Linked DNA regions of Homo sapiens: region 1 is linked to region 2. Evidence: chromatin loops called from intact Hi-C (ENCODE). Cell type or tissue: Panc1. All regions are shown on one strand. Links, peaks and the distances in the headings refer to the core of each region. The heading gives the core; the rest is flanking DNA.

Region 1 (6,082 bases), core at 882-4,881, 510 kb after region 2:
TTGCTTGAACCCAGGGGGCGGAGGTTGCAGTGAGTGGAGATTGCACCACGGCACTCCAGTGCCCACAAACAAAAAAACCCACCATGCTTTATTATCTCAGTTTCTGTGTGTCATAATCTGAGCATGGCTTAACTGGTTTGGAGTTAAGCAATGGAGGGGTTGGCTGGGGCTGAGGTGTCATCAGAGGCTCAAGTGGGAAAGAAATGGCTTCCAAGCTGTGAAGGTTGTTGGCAGTACTCATTATTACTCAGCTGTAAAAATTATGGCAGTGTCCTTCTTCAAAGGACAAGCTCTCCCCATTTTACTAGGACAGATTCTTATGTAATAAAACATTATCACAAAGTTGACATCTCATTACTGTTGCCATATTTATTGGTTAGAAACAAGTCACACATCCTGGATTTGCTAAAGGAGAGGAAATTATATAAGGTATGGAGCATTGGGAGTCACTGTGAGGCGTGTCTGTCACTGTACATTTTCTAAAATCCTGAATGGGACATTGTTTTCTTTGGCAGAGCTAATGGTTGCATTCCAGTTAATCCAGTTATTTCTTTAGTCATTTGTATCAACAGATACATTCTAGTTTTGTTTTTTTTTAAACGTGCCCTCTTTCTGAATCTATCGTATCTCTTTGACTAGATTTTAAAACTAAAAGGTAAGGATAACATCTCTGTGTATTCTTCATAGCTACTAGTGTGGATCTCAAAGTAGGCTTTTACTAAATGGTTGTTGCACACATGAATGAAGCTTTTGGCCTATGTTAGTTCACCCCTTCCAAGCTGAGTGATCTCTGGCAAATTGTTTAATTATTGTAAATCTCAGTTTCTTTAACTATAAAATGGGAATAATCATACTCCATGAAGAAATCTTGTAAAAGAGTAATTTGAACACTGTCACTCCTCTGTCCTCTGCTTTAAATCTTCAATGTCTCCCCATGCACTTGTAGTTGGTTCAGATTCCTCAATTTTGGCCTCTAGGCCCTACATGATCTGGCCTCTGCCCCTCTCTCTAACCCCATCTCCTGTCACTGTCACCCACTCAATAGGGTGGGCCACAGAGAACCCCTTAACTTGCCTAATTATCCCCAGTTCCTTCCTGCCTTGGTGCCTTTGCATTTGCTGTTCCTCAGCCTAGAATGTTCTTCTCCCAGATCATATCACCAATTTCTCATTCTTTTTTTTTTTTTTTGAAACAAGTTCTTGCTCTGTCGTCCAGGCTGGAGTGCAATTGCTAGATCATGGCTCACTGTACCCTTGACCTCCCTGGGTCAAGTGATCCTCCCAAGTAGCTGGGACCACAGGCATGCGCCACCATGTCCAGCTAATTTTTGGTAGAGTCTGGGTTTTGCCCTGTTGCCCAGGCTGGTCTCGAACTCCTAGGCTCAAGCAATCTGCCTGCCTTCACCTCCCAAAGTGCTGGGATTACACCACATCTGGCCATTTCTCTTTCGCATTATCATTCAGGATTCACCTCAGAAGTCAACAACTCTAAAAGGCTCAGCCAGACCACCTCCATTTGCCTGTGCAATTCATTACCCTTCTTTATTTTCTTTATAACAATGATCACTTCTGAAACTTGTACTATTTGTATATATGTTTCTTGTGTGCCTGTCCTTGCCAGAATGCAAGCTTCATAGAGGCAAGGACTTGGCTTCCTTTCCACTGGATCCTCAATTCCTAGCACAGGACCTGAGATATTTGTTAAATAAAATAGTGTTATTTTGTAATATATATGTAAATATATGTATATATTATGTATAAAAGCACAGTTCATGAGACATAATTTAAAATAGACAGACATATAAACAGAAGGTGGTATGAAAAATAAGTAGGAATAGTTTTATATTCAGGATAAGTAAAACTGGGGTTCTAGCCAGAACTGGTAAACTCTAAATTTCTTCTTCTAACCACTTGAATATTTTTTTCGTTGATCAGTACTCGGTTATCAGGAAAGGAAGATACCAGGCAAATAGATTGTAATTTAGTGCCTGGCACACATGAATAAAAGCAAAATCTAATGATATTGGAAATTCATGAGGCAAAAAGAAGTGATGAATCACCACCGTTCCATCCATAATTTTTTTTTTTTAAGAGATAGGGTCTCCCTATGGTGCCCACTGGTCTCGAACTATTGGCCTTAAGCAATCTGCCTGCTTTGGCCTACCGAAGTGCTTAGATTACAAGTGTGAGCCACCACACCCGGTCATTTTTTTTAATGATTTTTAGTGATGCAAATTCATTTCTATTACCTTAATCTATAATTATGATTGATTTATTGAAATAAACCCACTGGGATTTTTAGAAAAGCAATTCAAAATAATCATTTAATTTTGCTTTTCCAAAGGACTGAAACAATTAGTGTCAGCTGCAGTGTGCACTTATAAGAAGTGAAGAGTGCCTATATTTTTGCATATATTTGCTATGGCTTTTGAAAACAACTTTTGGGAAGATGGATGAGGGGAAGGAAGGTAGAAACTAGCAAAACTCTTTGTCAGACATTGCCATCTGCTGGTATATTCCCAAAATGCAACCCTGGACTCATTTCTTGTCAAAAATATAATTTAGGTGTTCCAAATTCCTCTGTTATTCAAATTCATGTAAAATCTGGGATTCAGATTCAAATTATGTTTGAAAATTAATGTATTATAAGTAAAATTTCAAGGTATTAGAACAACTGAATGAACGGTTTCTCTATTGTGCTGAAAAAATTCCAATTCCAGATTTTTAAAAAATCCTCATTAAAAAAGATCATCGTTATCGTTTAATCGTCTGCATGGGAATAAAGCAGCAAATTAAAGAGCCTGGAGCTCTACCCTCTCTGCAGTTTACTAGATTAGGGCTAAATTAGCTTAATTTGCTTGGTCAAGTGCCCATCACAGCACTCTCCCTTCACTCCATGTGGAGCTAATAAGAACTGACAAGTCTAAAATATGAGACTTGCCTTTGCTCAGCACTAACCCAGAGCCTGATGCTGACCATAGCCTTTAGTGTGTCCTAGTCTGCATCTACTGCAGACATGGTCGGCAGCAGCACAGGACTTGGCTGGTGTTCAGGCCACAGAGAACTGTGAAGGGAGCTGACTGTTCCTGTGATGATGGGTCACAGCACAACAGCAAAGGGAGTTGACTGTTCCTGTGATGATGGGTCCACAGATGGGGAGGCAAAGCCGGGAATTGTACCTGATGGCCATGCTGGCTGCCCTTCTATGGGATAAGCCCCAGCCAAACGGGTTGGCGTGAATATTCTGGACTGGACTTTTCCCGATTTCAGATCTTCCCTGAGTTGGAAAGCAAATGCACTTTCCCCAGGGTTAATGGGGTTTTACTAACAGCTGTGATGATCTTCCTTAAAGTTAGCATCCTGCAGTCTTTACAAGAGCTTGCTTTCTATTTTAATTTAAGTGTGTGTGGGTTTCAATTGACTGTCACCGCTTGGGATGCCATAGGGTGTTCGATGGAGTCTACTTAAACAGATGTGAGTTCCAACATACCTAGCTCCTTATCAGTTAGGTGACCCCATGCAAGCTACTGATGGTGGTGACCCTGAGTTTTGTACTCAAGATTTAACTTCAAGTTCATATATAACCTCATGTGTGGACTTAGGAAGTTCATGAACACCCCCTTGAAAGTATATGGGTTGTGTATGAGTTTGTATCATGTGGTTATACACATTTTTGTTCCTAAGGCATCCCTAAGCTTTCATCAGATTTCTAAAGTGGCCTATAACTTCTCTCCATGCTCCCAAAAAGTTCAGACTTTCTGTGATTCTGCTATTAAATGATGATACTAATGGCATAGAATTCACAGGGGTTGTTGTGAGGATAATTTAAAGTGGGTAAAAAATCACAGGCAGTGTGCCTGATACCTGTAAATATTAGTTTAGATGAGGGTATCAGAGCAGAGGTCAAAACTATTACTAAACTTAAGAGCCACAGTAAGTGTAATTTGGACTTGCTGTGAATGAACTTATTGGGAATCACTTAATGACTAGCAGCACCCTTGTGACCCACTGCAGTGTAATTCCTTCAATTGGTCTGATGATGTTATTGGTATTATCCTCACTGGGCCTGATTTTCCTGAAGGGAACTGAGCTGTGTGACCTTCGATGAGTTCAGATTTTTACCAACAATCTTCGATTATCAAAAGCAGAAGAAAATGCTTCTGTGTGAAATCAAAGGCTTTCAGGTAAATATAAGGGTTTAGAGAGTACATCTTCTATTATGTACTTAGTGAGGAAATTAGATAATGTTAAGGTAGATGCTTGATAAACATTCATTCCCATTCACTATTTTTTTATTTTTTATTATTTATTTATTTTATTTTTTAACACAAGGTCTCATTCTGTTGCCCGGGCTAGAGTGCAGTGGCACAATCTCAGCTCACTGCACCCTCCACCTCCTGGGCTCAAGCAATCCTCCTGCCTCAGCCCCCCAAGTAGCTGGGACTACAGGTGTGAACCACTACACCCAGCTAATTTTTGTGTTTTTTGTAGAGACAGGGTTTCACCATGTTGCCCAGGATAGCCTTGAACTCATGAGCTCAAAAGCGATCTGCCCGCCTTGGCCTCCCAAAGTGCTGGGATTACAGTCATGAGCCACCATGCCTGGCCCTCATTCTCTATTTAGGAAAAATGGTTTCATAAGAGAAATCCAGCCCCTACTAAATTTATCAAGTTTTATTTGATGGCTAATGTTGAAAATTCTGTTTCATTACTCAGGGAAAGCAAGTATTAAGGAGTGAAAAAGGCATTGACTTGGAAATCCAAAACACCTGATTTTAAGTTTCATTTACTAGGGATGATCTTGAGATATGGTTTTGGAGAAGACTCCAATTCTTCATCTATGAAATGTGGATTTTAAATTCCACATTATTAAAAGAGTCACTGAAATAACCAAGCACGTGGGAATACTCAACAGATGGCAACTAGATATGTGAAGTAAGAGAGTTCCTGCCCTCACAGCACTCACAATCTTGAGAGAGGAGAAAGGAATATGTCAAATACTTGCCAGATTGTCCCCTCGAGAAACATGGGGCATTTATCAACCCATCCAGACCCCAGGGCCATTAACTCCTAGCAGGATGAGAGGTCCACACACAGTCAGGGAGACAGCACTGACACAGAAAGAAGGAGGAGGAGGTGCAAGCTTGGGGCAGGATGCTGCAAGCACAAAGCAAGGTTGAGGGCACAAAAGGTCCACTTCAGCTTCGGCTGAAGTCAGACGTGGGCTTAGGGGGTGGGAAGCAGGGCATGATAGGTTTCTGCTACATTGGGGTGGGCATATTTCGTAAAGAGTGGCCACAGATGGATTCCTGAAGGAGGAGATCTTTTCTTTTCCTGTTTTTTTGTTTGTTTGTTTGTTTTTTGAGACAGGATCTCATTATGTTGCTCAGGCTAGCCTTGAACTCCTGACCTCAAGTGATGCTCCTGCCTTAGCCTCCCAAGGAGCTGGGATTATAGGCCTGCACCACCTTTAAACAGTGATCTGGGTGCTAAGAAGGGACCACTTTTGTAAGACGCATGCAAAAGAGTTCCACGCAGAGGAAACAGCAAAAGGAAAGTGCAAAAAGCCATGAGGCAGAAACAGATGTTGAATTTAAGATGCAGTGGGAGAGCAGGAGAGTGGAAGAAGACCAGGCCCTCAGCGCTTGCTCCTCCCTCTGTCTGAAAATCTCCTCCCATATCCCCATGGCTGTTCCTTGTGCTCACGGAGTCTTCACCTGACCGCCTTATATAAAACTGCTCACCTTACGCCGGCCCCCACCACTCTACTTCCCTACTGTGGATAGCAGGTTGAATGTGGTCCCCCAAAAGATATGTCTGCATCTTAATCCCTGGAACTTGTAGATGTAATCTTCTTTTGGGAAAAAAAAAGTTTTTGCAGATTAAGCTAAGGATCTCAAAATTAAATCATCTTGGATTAATGAGATGGACCCTTAGTCCCATGACAAGTATCCTTACCAGAGACACAGAGAGAAGAGGAGAAAGCAATGTGAAGGTGAAGCAGAGATTGGCGTTATGTGGCCAGAAACCAAGAAACAGCTGGAGCCACCAGAAGCTGGAAAAGGCAAGGAAGGAGGGTGCAT
Region 2 (6,082 bases), core at 874-4,873:
TTTGGTGATGTGCGCCTGTGGTCCCAGCTACCATCCCAAAGTCAAATTTAACTGGGAATTTTATTTTTTATTTTTCTAAGAATTAAAGCAAACAATCTATTTTGAAGTAACTCAGATATGTTTCATTTGTTACATCTAGTTATCTTGAAACACAGTAACCTTGGCTGGGTGGGGTGGCTCAGGCCTGTAATCCCAGCACTTTGGGAGGCCGAGGTGGGTGGATCACCTGAGGTCAGCAGTTTGAGCCCAGCCTGGCCAAAATGGTGAAACGCTGTCTCTACTAAAAATACAAAAATTAGCCGGCCATGGTGGCGGATGCCTGTAATCCCAGCTACTCCGGAGGCTGAGGCAGGAGAATTGCTTGAACCCGGGAGGTGGAGGTTGCAGTGAGCCGAGATCGTGCCATTGCACCACTCCAGCCTGGGTGACAGAGCCAGACTTTGTCTCAGAAAAAAAAAAAAAAAAAAAAAAAGTAACTTTGGTATAATGGTTGAAGAAAAAGGAGAAGCAATGTAAGCATAAATGCCTGAACATTTTACTCTTTTATCAATAAACATTACTAGAATGCGATGCATTTGAATCCATGCTTTTTTCCAAGGAAAACCTTCATTCTATCTTCTGCTTCCTGATATCGAAGCTGGATCTTATTACAAGGGTAGGATGCACCATGGAAAGCATGCCTAATTTTTTTGTTCGTTAGTCTTTTTGAGATGGAGTTTCACTCTTGTTGCCCAGGCTGGAGTGCAATGGTGCGATCCCCGCTCACTGCAAACTCCGTCTCCTGGGTTTAAGCAATTCTCCTGCCTCAGCCTCCCGAGTAGCTGGGATTACACGCATGTACCACCATGTCCTGCTAATTTTGTATTTTTAGTAGAGATGGGGTTTCCCCATGTTGGTCAGGCTGGTCTCGAACTCCTGACCTCAGGTGATCCGCCCACCTCGGCCTCCCATAGTGCTGGGATTACAGGTGTGAGCCATCACACCCAGCCCATGCCTAAACTTTTTAAACTACAGAAGGAAAGCTGATCTTCATCAGTTAGATCTCTGCATTATGCAGACTGACCACTGTGTTATTATATATAACATGGTGAAAAACACTGTTACATATGGCTTGTTGATAGCCCCACCTCAGTAATTTAGTTAAGCTTTAGATAGTCTGTTAACCACAAAGGCAGCATTTGATGTCAGGTCAAAAATCAGATCCAACTATGATTTTGTGGTTGATAGTTCAGAGAATGCTCTACAACAAAGGAATTGAGAATGCAGTGTGACGATATCTTTCTAACATTTAATTCAGGGAAAATGTCATCGCCAGCACAGCTTAACATTAACTGGGCATTTTAAATTTTTATCTGCTCACCTGGCAAATCTAATTACAGCACTGGTAAAATTACACCCTGGAATAGAAAAACTGTAGCCTAAGTCACATGGTGAAGGACAGGTATGTGTGAGAGAGAAAGGGGAAAGAATGAGCTTTAGAATTATTCTGATTTGGGCTTGATTTCTGACCCTCTACTTGATCATGTGACCTTGGGCAGTGTGTCTGAGCAGTTCCTCCAGGCTTGCTTTCCCCCTCCCATCTGTAAAATGGGCGTCTATTTTACAGATGGGAGAAAGATATCTCCTCTGGTTATTTAAGATGAAGTGTTAACTCAGTGCAGTGCAGTTCTGAGTCATATTGGAGTCTGACGCAAAAGGAAAAATCGGTAATACTGAACTCGTATTTATATAAAATTTTGACTTTTTTCAATTTTATTTATTTTTGAGACAAGATCTGGCTCTATCACCCAGGCTGGGGTGCAGTGGCACGATTTCGGCTGACTACAGCCTCAACCTCCCAGGCTCAAGTGATCCTCCCCCAGCATCCTGAGTAGCTGGGATCATACGCGCACATCACCACACCCAGCTAAATTTTGTGTTTTTTTTTGTAGAGACGGGGTTTCACCATGTTGCCCAGGCCGATCTCAAACTCCTACACTCAAGCAATTCACTCACCTCAGCCTCCCATAGTGCTGGGATTACAGGTGTGAGCTACTGTGCTGGGGTGACATTTTTTTAATCATGGGAAAAAATTGCGTGAAGTTGGATTTTTTCAAAAGACTGCATTGAAATATTATTTATCTTGTCAACCACGTTTTCGGGTGCGCTCTTAAAATTTGCACTTCGGCAGGTACCTCACTCATTTAACCCTAAGCCTGGCCTTGGCACTCAATGACTGTTAAATATTAATATTTAATGTTTGTATTTAATTTAATTAATATTTAAATGAAACAATGTTAAATGTTATTAACCCTCTTATATTCCATTTCCTTGTAGTATCCCATTAGAAACAATAAGGACAACAAACATTTATAAGGGCTCACTTTGTCCCAGGCACTGTGCTAAGCTCCTGAAGTACATCATTTTGTTGAATCCTTAAAATTTTAGGAGATTGTTACGATTATTTCCACTTTATAAAAAGTGACATTTTTAAAAATTTAAGCTACTTCCCCTAGAAGACATAGCTAGTAAATGGAGTTGATGGGCATTAGAAATTAAGTTTTGTTTGCTTTTTTCTGCAGGGCTGCTGAAACTTGTTTGTACACCTCGTGTTGAATTAAAGTATGAATTCAGACTCAGCAACTCCTGCCTGCATTAACCCAGATAGGCCTCTAGGTGTCCTCATTGACCAAGCTCCAGAATTCTAGGCCAGAGAAAAACTACTTTTAGAAAAGGGTTTCTCAAATAGTTGTGTGACATGGAAGTGCACATTTATGAGAAATATAGCAGCGTTGAGTGTCCGTGTGAGATGGTGATCATGACTCTAAAATAAAATAAATCTGCTTGCTTATGTGATTTTCTCTATGAATATTCAGCTCCTTGGCTACAGGTTGATCGCTGGATTTTAATACAGTCCTAAAGGACTGAGATTTTGATTGGCTGCAAATAGATTTGATGGATGGATGGATTCTTGACCAATGTTATGTAGATGTGATGGAACCCAAATGTTTGTTTTAAGAACCTTTAAAACTGTGCCCACTTAGTCCAAATTGTAACAGATTTCTAAATAAATAAAAAGAAGAAAGAAAAGGTTTTCTCAGGCGTTTTTCAGGTTTCTCAGGTTTTCTCAAGAGTTTGAGTTTTCTTAAACTCTTTCAGGGGAGTTTCTATATATTCTGTGCATGATTACAGACCAAACTGGGCCTGTCCTAGAAGGTTTTCAGTCTGAAGAAAGCTCTGGGATCAAGCAGGGCCAACTTCTCTGTGGATGGGAAGGATATGACACCCATTTGCTCAGCCTACAATCTCCAAGGGTGTGGGGTTTCTCAAACATCTATTATTGTGCTACTTACTCCTGAGCAGGGGCCTGGCAACTAGGTTTCCTGGGTGTCTTGAATCTACAGGACATGTCCTGTTTTAATGATTTTGCTTGGTGTCCTGTATGGATTTTTTTTCCAGGATGCCTTAAATGTCCTATATTCAGCTTTTTAAAAAATTAAGTTACAAAAATTTGGTGGTTAGAGCTATTTTTCAAATTTAATTGGCCTCCGGTATTTGCATTTGTTAAATCTGACCGTCCTACTGGCTGGCTTGTTTGCATTCATATGAACATAGAAAAGGTAGGGACCTGTCTTTGAGCCAGCAGCAGGGCTGTCCTAGGACAAGCCTCAAGTGCTTGTCCTAGTCCTGACTAAGCAGAAGAGCTGTAGCTGAACTGTTAGGAAAATGCCTTAATCAGTTTGATTCCTCAGGTTAGACCTGTGTGAAACCTCCCTGCACAGTGGACTCCAGAGTGGAACAAATTCATGCTTTACAAAGTTTCTGTCTTATACATTTGTGAATTGGAATCCAGGCCTGTGTACCTTCTAGCTATGTAACTTGGGCAAACTACTTAACCTTCTTGAGCTTCTGTTTGGAATTAATAATTGCAAACTTGCTGTGAGGATTAAACAAGAAAAAAGTGGCCGGGCATGGTGGCTCACACCTGTAATCACAGCACTTTGGGAGGTCAAGGTGGGAGGATCACTTGAGGTCAGGAGTTCGAGACAAGCCTGGCCAACATGATGAGACCCCGTCACTACTAAAAATACAAAAATTAGCCAGGTATGGTGGTGCATGTATGTAATTCCAGCTACTCGGGAAGCTGAAGTGGAAGTATCACTTGAACCCAGGAGGCAGAGGTTGCAGTGAGCCAAGATTGTGCCACTGCACTCCAGCCTGGGCAACAGAGCAAGCCTCTGTCTCAAAAAATAAATAAATAAAAATAAAATAAAACTAAATAAATAAATAAGAAAAAAGTGTTCCCAGTACCTACAGCAGTGCCTGAGACGTGAATCAGCCCTCAACAATGATGAGTTAGTTTAGTATTGTCATTTCAGTGGCTAAACTAAGGCAGTGCAAATCCTCCAAACATCATCTTAATATTCAACAACATCTTCTGACTTTTCTCCCTCAGGAAATAGTTTATATCATGAAATACCTTCTAGAGACTTGATGTTATGCTGAGCTGGTTAGGTGCATTATCTTGTTCAGCCCACACAATATCCTTGTGAGATATGTACTAGAGAGGAAACTGAGGCCCAGGGAGGTCAGGAAACTTCCCATAGTTCATATAAGCAGCCAGTAGAAAGGCCAGGAAATATTCCAAGCACAGCAGTCTGTCTCCAGGTCTGCATGACTTCAAAGCCTACACATTTAACCACTATTTTATAAAGATGGGGATGTCTGCTTAGACACCCACTATCAGATCCCTGAAAGGCTTCTTCCATCATAATTGAAGGGCTACTGGAAATGCCCTTCCCAGTCTTGGACTGTCAGTATTCTTGATGATATATTTCTCATCATTGCTTTCCAATCCTTAATCTTTCCTTTTTTCTTTTTAGAGACAGGGTTTTACTTTGTCACCGAGGCTGACGTGCAGTGGTGTGATCATAGCTCACTGTAACCTTGAATCCCTGGGCTCCGGTGATCTTCCCATTTCAGCCTCCAGAGTATTTTGGACTACAGGGGCATGCCACCACTCCCAACTCCTTTTTATTGTTTTGTAGAGACAGGATCTTGCTATAGTGCCCAGGCTGGTCTCAAACTCCTGGCCTAAAGCGATCTTCCTGCCTTGGCCTCCCAGAGTGTTGGAATTACAGGCTTGGGCCACTGTACCCAGCCCTGATCTTCTTATGAAGCCATTTTCTTCTGAAAATGAGGAGGGTCACATAGAGAATGGTTTCTCTGGTGAAGTTATGTGTGTGTTGGGAAGAAGAGGCCAGGTGCTGTGATGCTCATCTAGTTAACTACATCTCCTGTCTTCCAAGTACATTCCTTAAACAAACACCACTGCTCCTTTCCTCCAGCCTGTCTGCACAGGTAATTCCAGCCCAGTCAGTGTTAATGGGCCCTGCATCAGGAATATCTTCAAGCCATGCCCTGATCAGGAGTGTTGCAATTGCACAGCTTGAAAATCCACCAGCTGCAGGCTGCCCTAGGCTGTCTTTTCTTCCCCTGGTTATTTTCACCCTGCTAGTCTGATTTCCAACCTTCCCTTTGACCTTCCCTCTTTCTTCCTCCACAGGCCTACTTTAGTTGCTTCTTCCCTTCCCTTTTCATTTTCATTGATTTCCATTTAAGAGAGGTGGTTGTTGAGCAATTGCTGTTTTCTTTTTTTGGTTTTATTTTGTTTTTGAGATGGGGATTTGCTCTGTCACTCAGGCTGGAGTGCAGAGGCATGATCATGGCTTACTGCATCCCTGACCTCTTAGGCTCAAATGATCTCCCACTTCAGCCTCCCAAATAGCTGAAACTACAGGTGTGCACCACCATACCTGGCTCATTTTTTATTTTTTTGTATAGACGGGGTCTCACTATGTTGCCCAGGCTGGGCTCAAACTTCTGGGCTCAAGCAGTTTTCCTATGTTGGCCTCCCCAAGTGCTGGAATTACAGGCATGAGCCACTGCACCTGGTGAGCAATTGCATTTTTATAATGTCATGGTTAATAAAGAACATGATGGCCAGGTGTGGTGGCTCATGCCTGTAATCCCAGCACTTTGGGAGGCTGAGGTAGGCAGGTCACGAGCTCAGGAGTTTGAGACCAGCCTGGCCAACATGGTG

The links. A loop is a pair of places that touch in the nucleus more often than their neighbours do. Peaks named below come from ENCODE experiments on the same cell type or tissue, not always from the same donor. Only the 100,000 strongest peaks of a DNase experiment are listed, where the experiment ranks them.
Region 1: a loop joins it to region 2, with 7 times the contacts of the local background. A loop is called at or near these places in 92 of 110 quality-filtered maps.

What each region holds. Positions count from the first base shown.
Region 1 is chr3:69,668,783-69,674,864 of GRCh38, forward strand. No RefSeq gene overlaps it. Among named protein-coding and RNA genes, the nearest start is that of MITF, 68 kb to the right of the region's middle. In Panc1, for the core only: CTCF peaks have their summits at 2,510 (motif pointing left) and 2,714; a DNase peak (open chromatin) is centred at 2,504.
Region 2 is chr3:69,159,131-69,165,212 of GRCh38, forward strand. No RefSeq gene overlaps it. Among named protein-coding and RNA genes, the nearest start is that of LMOD3, 40 kb to the left of the region's middle. In Panc1, for the core only: CTCF peaks have their summits at 2,648 and 2,893; a DNase peak (open chromatin) is centred at 2,671.